2 separate regions of the Homo sapiens genome follow, and region 1 is linked to region 2. Evidence: chromatin loops called from intact Hi-C (ENCODE). Cell type or tissue: dorsolateral prefrontal cortex. All regions are shown on one strand. Links, peaks and the distances in the headings refer to the core of each region. The heading gives the core; the rest is flanking DNA. Region 1 has its middle 16 kb from the start of LINC01500. Region 2 overlaps LINC01500 (long intergenic non-protein coding RNA 1500).

Evidence for each region. A loop is a pair of places that touch in the nucleus more often than their neighbours do. Peaks named below come from ENCODE experiments on the same cell type or tissue, not always from the same donor. Only the 100,000 strongest peaks of a DNase experiment are listed, where the experiment ranks them.
Region 1: a loop joins it to region 2, with 18 times the contacts of the local background. A loop is called at or near these places in 4 of 110 quality-filtered maps.

Annotation. Positions count from the first base shown.
Region 1 is chr14:58,810,351-58,814,749 of GRCh38, forward strand. No RefSeq gene overlaps it. Among named protein-coding and RNA genes, the nearest start is that of LINC01500, 16 kb to the right of the region's middle. In dorsolateral prefrontal cortex, for the core only: no CTCF peak of the experiment used is centred there; no DNase peak of the experiment used is centred there; H3K27ac peaks cover 3,360 bases.
Region 2 is chr14:58,863,242-58,867,640 of GRCh38, forward strand. All of the region lies in intron 1 of LINC01500 (long intergenic non-protein coding RNA 1500), which reads left to right. Among named protein-coding and RNA genes, the nearest start is that of LINC01500, 37 kb to the left of the region's middle. In dorsolateral prefrontal cortex, for the core only: no CTCF peak of the experiment used is centred there; a DNase peak (open chromatin) is centred at 2,460; H3K27ac peaks cover 770 bases.

The DNA.
Region 1 (4,399 bases), core at 296-4,295, 53 kb before region 2:
TTTAGCTTAAGTAAGCCTCAACTTTCTATTTTAATTTTTGTTGCCTATGCTTTTGAGGCTTTAGTCATGAATTCTTTGCCTAGACCAATGTCTGGAAGAATTTTCCCTAGGTTTTCTTCTAGTATTTTTATAGTTTCAGGTCTTACAGTTAAGTCTTTAATCCATCTTGAGTTGATTTTTCGATCTGATTTCTCATCCCTGTGAACTGACAGAAGCCATGGAACACCTCTAGGCCCTCAGTGGAAGTTGAGAACAAACAGCAGGCACAGGAGATGAATGGTACTCAGGGAGCAAACTTTTGACTAATATTGACTCATCTATGTTTAATAGTCATATCAATTGCATTTTAATGAGCATATACTATGTGATAGGTGCTGTCATAATTGCTTCAGAAGAACAACTTAAATTATATTGTGCCTTACTGTATGCTATATACTGTTTGAAAGTACACAGCATAAATGCCTAACATTTATTAACTCCTATAAGCTCCATAACCCTCTGAAATAGATGATATTATTACTCCCATTAAAGAGTGTAGCCTTCATGGGGACAGGGACGTTATTGCACTTACAGCACTCAACATGTACAAACTAAAAGACCCTATTATACAGTTGTGGAAATGAGAGGCCAAGTGTATTACTCTGACCCAGGGCTTCTCAATCTCAGCACTAAGAACATTAGTTTTTAAGAACTAAAGACTAAGGCTGGTGAATAGAGCCATCACGGTGGTAGAGATGAGGTTATGCATGAGCTTAACATTAAGAACTCCCACTTCCACAGCAGATCTACACTGCCACAGCACATGTTCAACTGCCAGAAACAGAGACTATCACTTGAGAAGAGCAACCAGTCTCTTGGTAGCACATGGACTTTTCGTACGCTGAAGGGGCAGTGTTTATTTTGACAGATATCCACACTTAATCCAAGAATGAGTTTGCCTTATCTGCCTTCAGGGCTTCAGCTAGCACATTTTCTTGAGATTTCTTTGATATGTTTGAAGCAGCATAAGGCTGAGCAGGGGCAAGAACCATGGAGAATATCTACTTTTTAACTTGCATATGGATGTCAAGGATTTGTTACTCCCTCAGGAGAACACAAGTATCTGTTTAAATTTCTATCATGGGCTGAGATAATTGGATAAAATGTCATGGGCCACTAGTTATATTTAAGTTAGCAATCACACTCTGCAACACACCACAAACATTGGTGGTAGCGATCGTTACTAACTAAAGTTGGAAAGAAAGGAGGAAGAACAGGTTTCAAAGAAAAAGTTCTTTCAAAATTTGAAGGCTTCTCCATGTCATAGCTGTAGGAAGCAAAAGGGAAATGTGGGAAAAACAGATTGCACTGGGAAGTTGGACTGGAGAAGAGGACAAAGTGGAGTCTGAGCTATGAAGCCAATCTCTTGGGACTCTCCAGCTCATATTCAATTTTCTGTTTCAAGGTTTGAATGGGGGTCCCAATCTTTGGGGATCCTGCTCCAGATGGACATGCAAGGAACATGAAGTAACAAAGGATAGTGTGTTTGGGTAGTGGAGAGGCTGAAGGCCTGAGAGTGTGTTTGGGGAGGATATTTTATGTAAAATGTATGTTTTCTAGGAAGAAGGGGCATAGTTTTTATCTATTGAAGCTTTTTAAAGCAATTTTTCTCTATTAAAAGCCATTGGCCTGAACAGTAAGAATCAGGATTATTCTGGGCAAAAAACATCCTTCATGATTTGTTTTCAGTTTGCCTTTCCAGCATTTACCCTTTCTTCATGCTACTGTTTGCTGATGATAATGACCTAACTCATCATTTTCACACTGTTTTCTCCTCCCCATGCTTCCACAAGGCCATTCTTGTCTGGAATGCCTTTCTCTCCTATCCGCTTCAGAGAATATCTCCTCATCTTTCAGAGAGCCAGATGAGCTGTCGTTTTTTTCCAGATGGCCTTCCTCAGTGCCCAGAGAGAGTTGGCTGGTCCTCCTTTGTAGCCACCTCTGTTGTATGCCTGATAAAGTGGCATTCACTTGATTTGTTATAGGCCTGTTTCCTTCACAGGTAAGTTTCTTAGGCTGGGGGCTGCCTTATTTTCTTTCTATGCTTCAGTGCTTGGCAGATAGCAGGTGACATAATAAACACTTATTGAGAGTGTGAATTTAGAAATGAGTCACTCTGGAGGTGGCTGATCAGATGTCTTCTGTGTAACTTACAAAAAAGAAAAACATTTTTGGAAGTGTAGTAGAAGTTTGAGTTTCTGCAGGGAAGAAGTGTAATAAGTATATGTAAAATAAGTGTTATATAACATGATAGGAAATATTTTCTAGGGAATCTAAGACCAAGATAGAAACCCATCTGTCCCTGCTGACAGAGACACAGTCTGGCTCATGTTTTCTTTTCTATGATTTTGTAATTTATGATTTAAATCCCATAAAGTGAACAGCTGACAAACTAGACAAATGTCAGAATACCGATAATAAGCAAAAAACCCAAACACTTTCTTTATTTTGCCTTCTCTCCATTGTGTCACTCAGTCAACTATTTCCACCCTGAAGTGTTGGTCACATTAAAGGACAAGGACATGAATAGATGCTTGTGAAGGGTTGTATGTTTTGGTAGAGGAAGCATTCTATTTTTCTTTTTTTTCCTTGGGCTAGAGGCAACATTTTTTTTTTTAGATCTCATATTTTTAATTTATGAGGTATTGTTTGTGTTCATTTTCTTCAACATTTCCAAAACCTCACAAATTTAGATGAAGTTAAACTACTATAAAAGTGAAATATCATAGAATATTTTAAAACTAACTACATTAGCTTTTTTTTTTGAGATGGACTCTCACTCTGTCACCAGGCTGGAGTGCAGTGTGCAGTGGCGCGATCTTGGCTCACTGCAATCTCCGCCTCCAGGGTTCAAGCGATTCCCCTGCCTCAGCCTCCCGAGTAGCTGGGACTACAGGCGCGCCCCATCACGCCCGGCTAATTTTTTGTATTTTAGTAGAGACAGGCTTTCACCATGTTGGCCAGGAGGGTCTCGAGCTCCTAACCTTGTGATCTGCCTGCCTCAGCCTCCCAAAGTGTTGGGATTACAGAGTAAGCCACTGCACCCAGCCAGCTTTTTTTTTTTTTTTTTTTTAGTACATCATTAAAGGAAACAACATTAGAAGAATACAACGAAGCATTGATGAAGAAATTGAGTTAGTTATGCTTTAATAAATACATGACTCATTTTTTAAAAGCCTAAATCCTTTTATGTGCAAATAACCACTAATCACTATAAAAGTATTTAAAAATTTAGTTCTCACAAGTAGGATTAATATGGCCTGTTATAACCTTAATATAATACATATGCTTATTTATAATAGATATTTGCTTAAACAGCTTCTTTTGCCATAGATGTTAAAGATATAAGCCTCAGCTCAATTCTGGTCTAATTATTAAGAATTTAAAAAGAATGATTATTCAAGTGATTGAGTTTTCAACTGTACTTTGTTTATTTTAACTCCACTGTTTGCATTACATGAACTATGGACTTGCATCAAGAAAGTAGTGTATATGTCTAGAAACATTTTGAATGCTGGGGGAAGAATTTGACCAGCAGGACGTCTTATTGTCTAAACAGTATGAGGGCCTGTTTGCTTCATGGTGAGAAGATCTGCTTTCCTAACAGATTCTGAAGGTGGAGAACAGAAGGAGATGAAGGACTCTTGTCCTGCAGTGTAAGCAGATAATGGCACTTCAGCTGCTTCGATACACAGGCAGGAGGTTGGACTTAGCAATTTTTTTAGAGACTTCTTAGTTCTTAATATCTGTATCATTAGTTGACAGATGGATTTCTGTCTGGAATCTTATTTCAAGAAAGCTGCCTCCTGCTAGATAATCTCCTTAAACTGTAATTGACAAATGGAATGAATTTCATTTTCCTAAATTTTAGATGAATATACTAAAATGTTATCCATGCCTTCAATCTGTGGAGCCCATTCTTTTAATAAATATTTATTGAGCATTTACTATGTGCCAAAGATTCTGCTAGGAACTGGGATAAAGTGGAGAATAAGAAGGATACTATCCTTATTCTTCAGTGATAGCAACAAACCAGGATTTGAGTGCAAAGACTCTTACAATAATTTTTTTGTGTGTTTATCAAAATTCTGTTCTTGTTCTCTTTACCATTTTAGGTGAAAAAAAGGGGAGATTTTTCTAGGATGTGGTAACTTTTTTTTCTCTATAAAAAGTACAGTCAACCTCTCCAGTTAACTTTTTCAGACCACAGCTTCTCAACTTGGAAATAGTCACAACTGAGGTCAGACAGAAATTCTCTTTGAATTTTGAAGGCCAGTTATTACAGATATGTCCAATAAACCACAGTCCAACTTCTCAGCCCAGACTTTGGGACTTTATGGCTGATGGTAAGAGAACCTAT
Region 2 (4,399 bases), core at 178-4,177:
TCTATCATGTCTTTTTGGCTATCTAATCTTACCTTCCCTATCTTTAATTGAAAACAACATTGTGGGAATTTAACCCCCCCGCCTTGCTACAATTCTCTTTCTCATGTGTACTTTCTATGTACATATTTCAAATGTGCTGTTGCTTTCCCTGTAACAGTTAGAACATCATTATGTCCCTCTAATTTTAACACAAATTGCTTGTTTTCATTGTTGTCATTTTTGAGAATAAAACATTTAGTCTTGGCCTGTTAAACAGAATTGCCAAAAAATATTTGTATATCTAGTCTTTTTCTCTGAAATAGGCTTAAAAAAATCTACTTCTGTTGATGAATTGAAGCTCTTCTATTTTCTGGAATTTAAATGATTACAAATGATACCCTGTGAGTTCATCCTGATTTCATTAATAACCAGAGTTCTTACCTCGGTATCTGTCTGGGGAGCTGCTCTCATCAATGCCGAGTGAATCCACACCACAAATCTTCCCCTGAAAGCCTTCCTGCTGTCCTCCCTTCACTGACGTGGCTTAGCTTTTCTTATCTTCTGCTGAAGCCTTAATGGAAGACAAAATCGACAGGCTAGCATGTTCTGCTTGGCTTCTTTTCCTGCCCCCTCCTTCTTTGTTCCTTCTCTTCTTTATCCTGCCTCAGTTGTCAGCTTTATTCAGTCTCTCCTGTTTAGACTTCCCATCTGCTGCTGGCAGTGGGTACTGTCTCGGTTTCTGCGGAAATCAGGAGAAAAAGCAATATTTAGTCCATCTCAACTTTCACAGTTATTTTCTTTCTACTATTAGCTTTGAAGTTCCTACTTTCCTACCCTGAGTGTTGACATCTTTTGTTTGGAGCGTATTTGTACTACAGCTTTCTCTCTCCCCCTCTAAGTTAGCTCATATTAACCACAGCATCCAGTCTCATTAGCTTATCTATTGTAAATTATTTTCAACTCCCTACTCTAAACAAAACGGGAGGCCAGTTCATACTTCCTGACTTATATATGTTACAACCTGTATAATAAACTTACTCTATGCAGATACCCATTTCTAACTCTTTCCAGTGAAGTGGCCTATTTAGGACCATTTAAAACTATATTCGAGTCCTATTCGCTTTGCCTTGAGATGGTTGCAGTCACCTTATTTTTTAGTACATGCAACTGGCTTTCCTTGTTTTCTCTTTCAGAATCTCGGAAGTATATTTTTTTAAAAAGAAAAGTATTTTGAAATTATAACACAAAGCTAACTCCATGTCAAAAATATTTGAATAAAAATTCTATTAGAATAAACATATTTGGATTCTGTAAGACTATAATATATAATAGTTGGATCAAGGAGGGTGAATACATTTTGTGGATGTTATCGTGTGGAAGATTATGTTTTACTTTTTTATTCATGGTAAAATTTTAAGGGGAAATAACAACAAATATTTTTCTTTCCCATTTATTTCTAGTAAAAGTTATGTAGCTTTTTTTGTTCCTGATGGAATTCTATAATGACTAAGTCACTGAAACACTTGCATCTCTCTTAGGAGGGACGTGTGGAATTTTTTCACAAAAGAAAGAGCATGTTGTTATAAATGCTTCATGTAACCAGTTTAATACATCACTGAGTAAGAGACACACAGAAAACAATTCCTCTTATTTGGTCCTGGGAGACTGGGCATATGCCTCAGTGTAAAGGTGGGAGGCTTGTGAGTGCTTATTTCCTGGAAGTTGAGAAGCGTCTTTAGTCTACTGTGTTGACAGCAAAGCCAGGATCAACAGATTGTTTTATTAATTTGTTGTAGGTTGAGTTGCTTTTGCCTCTGGGCATTCCTGTGTTCAACTGGGGCTTTTGCCAAAAAAGCCAGAACGCCCTTAATCTCCTCTTTCCTCATGAAACTCACAGCTTTGGTTCGTCACAGATCTTGCAGATCTTGGCGGTGCTCTCCTACTCCCCAGTTTTGTCTCAGCACCATATGGCTTTTGACAAAGTCAGGCCACAGCTTCAACCTAAACAGCTTAACATTATCGAAAGCCCAGCCCACTGAGGAAATAACAGTTCTCGTTTATTTCTGTAAGTCATCTGGCTGGGAGTGGGAAGAGGGTAGGGAAGTCAGTGTGGTGAGGGATGGGGAACATGTGAAAGATGCAAGGAAAATAGGTGGATGTGGGAGTGGGGAGGGGGCAGTTCTAACAGATAAGATGTAGTGGATTCTGAGCAATATTTTCCAAGTCCAAGAAAAATACATTGCTCATATTCATTTTTTCCCCCTAAGGATAATGAACTTTCACCTGGATTTAAAAAGGAGGAGCCAAAGTCTGGTTTCAATTAACATGTTTTACAATATACGGGGGTGTTTTCCATATTGCTTCCGTAGCTTGCAATGGATGCTTAGGACATAACGATGTCTTACATACTCGGCTGTGGGAATGTGATGTCAGAATCCTCAGGGCTGGGGTGTGGGTGGTGTTGTTTGCCTACACTGAGGTTCTGTGTTCCAGACCTCACCCAACTGCATGCTATTTTTGGCTTGCAACCTCCTACCAGGCAAGCCTGATGAATGTCTAACTTCAAGGGAAAAAGAGAAGAGCAAAATGTAAGGAGCTGAATATTTCCCCCCGCCCACATCAAATTTCACTCCACCCTGTAAGACCTGGAGAACCAGAAGCAAGTTTCAAACCTTTCCACTAAGATCCACAGCAAACTGTGACTCCTGAATGAAGATGATTCTAATGGTGGCAAGAAACCAAGAAGGCCAGATGCTTCATTTTCTGGTCTTCTAAGAAAAGACAAATGATGTATCCATCCAGTGTATAATTTCATGAACTAGCAGAACACTTGGCCTTGTGTAAACACTCGGTTCCAAAACCCAGAAGCAAAGAAACCCAGTAGAGAAAACCAGCTTTATTTTTTAAATCCTCTGATGAATTTGAGGTTGGGAAAGGAAAACACACCATAAGAATGACTACTATTGTTCTGGATCATGATTTATCTTCAGTCAGCTTGTGAAAATTAACTAGGCTACTTTCCTGAAGAGCTGAGGAGTGGATCTGAGTTATATAAGCTGCTCATCTAACAGCATAGAAACTGATACACAAAGGAGTTAGCTTTCTTGAGTTCACCTTTAAAAGCTCAGACCTCAAGAAATCTGCACGTCATTCAGCTCAGGCCATGCCTTCTCCCTGCTGGGAAACCTGCTGTGGTTCACTTCCCTCTTGGACTTGGTTGGCCAGACGGTATCTAGCCCTAACCCAGTTTTCTAATCGTACTTCCCACTTTTAACTTTTTCTTTGCTCTCCAAGTTCTTTATATCTAGGCCCCATTGGTTTACTTGCTCTTCTCCCAAGATACCAGGGATTCTTTGGATGCTGAATATTGCTCATATTTTCCTTCTGGAGTTGGAATGTCCTACCCGCCTATCTCAAATATGTGGACACTGACCTTCCCTTTAGGAACCAGATCAAATGTCATGATATCCACAGAGCTTACTCTAGTTAGCCTATTTAGTCTAATGTATAGCACAATGGGTAAGGGAACAGCCTTGGGTTAGCTAGGCCCAGGTTAAGGTTGTTTTTCCTTTCCTGATTATATGACCCTGGCAAGGTACTTGAGCTCTGAGTTTTTCAGCCCCTCCTCTGTAAAAAGAATGATGAATGTAGAACCAATAAATAGGATTAATAAAATTGGGATCAACTCAACAAATATTATTTCATGAATTTAAATTTCAGGGATAAAAAGAAATTTCAAATCATCAAAGAAGATATTTATACATCTATATCTATTAATATCTATCTAAGTATATATTTTGGCCTATTCCAGAGAAAAAATGCTAGACCCAGTAAAATAGTTTGTATCAAGTTCATTCTTCCATTTGTTTGTATATTGATTTAACAACCATTTGTTGGATAGCAAATGTATGCCACGTATATGTTAACATGTATAGTTTATTCTTTCTTAAGGTTTAGTTTGGCAAAGAGTGCCAAATTATGAAAGACCTGGGCCCATGGCTCACATCTGTAATCTCAGCACTTTGAGAGTCTGAGGTGGGATAATTGCTTGAGGCCAGGAGTTCGAGATCAGCCTGGTCAACATAGCTAGACTCCTGTCTCTACAAAAAATAAAATTAGCTGAGTGCAGTGGCATGAGCCTGTAGTCCCAGTTATTCAGGAGGTTAAGGCACAAGGATAACTTAGGTCCAGGAGTTTGAGGTTGCAGTGAGCTGTGATTGTACCATGCACCCCACAGCCTGGGAAACAAGAGTAAAGCCCTGTCTCAAAAGAAAAAATTATGTAAGAGAAGTGTAGGATGTTTAGGAATAACAAAAGGGTGAGCTGAACTATCTTGGGTTCAGGTTTTGGAATTAGCCTCCCCTTGGGCCTTTCTGCTTCTGGTTTTATCCCTTTTATTTATTTATTAATAATAATAATA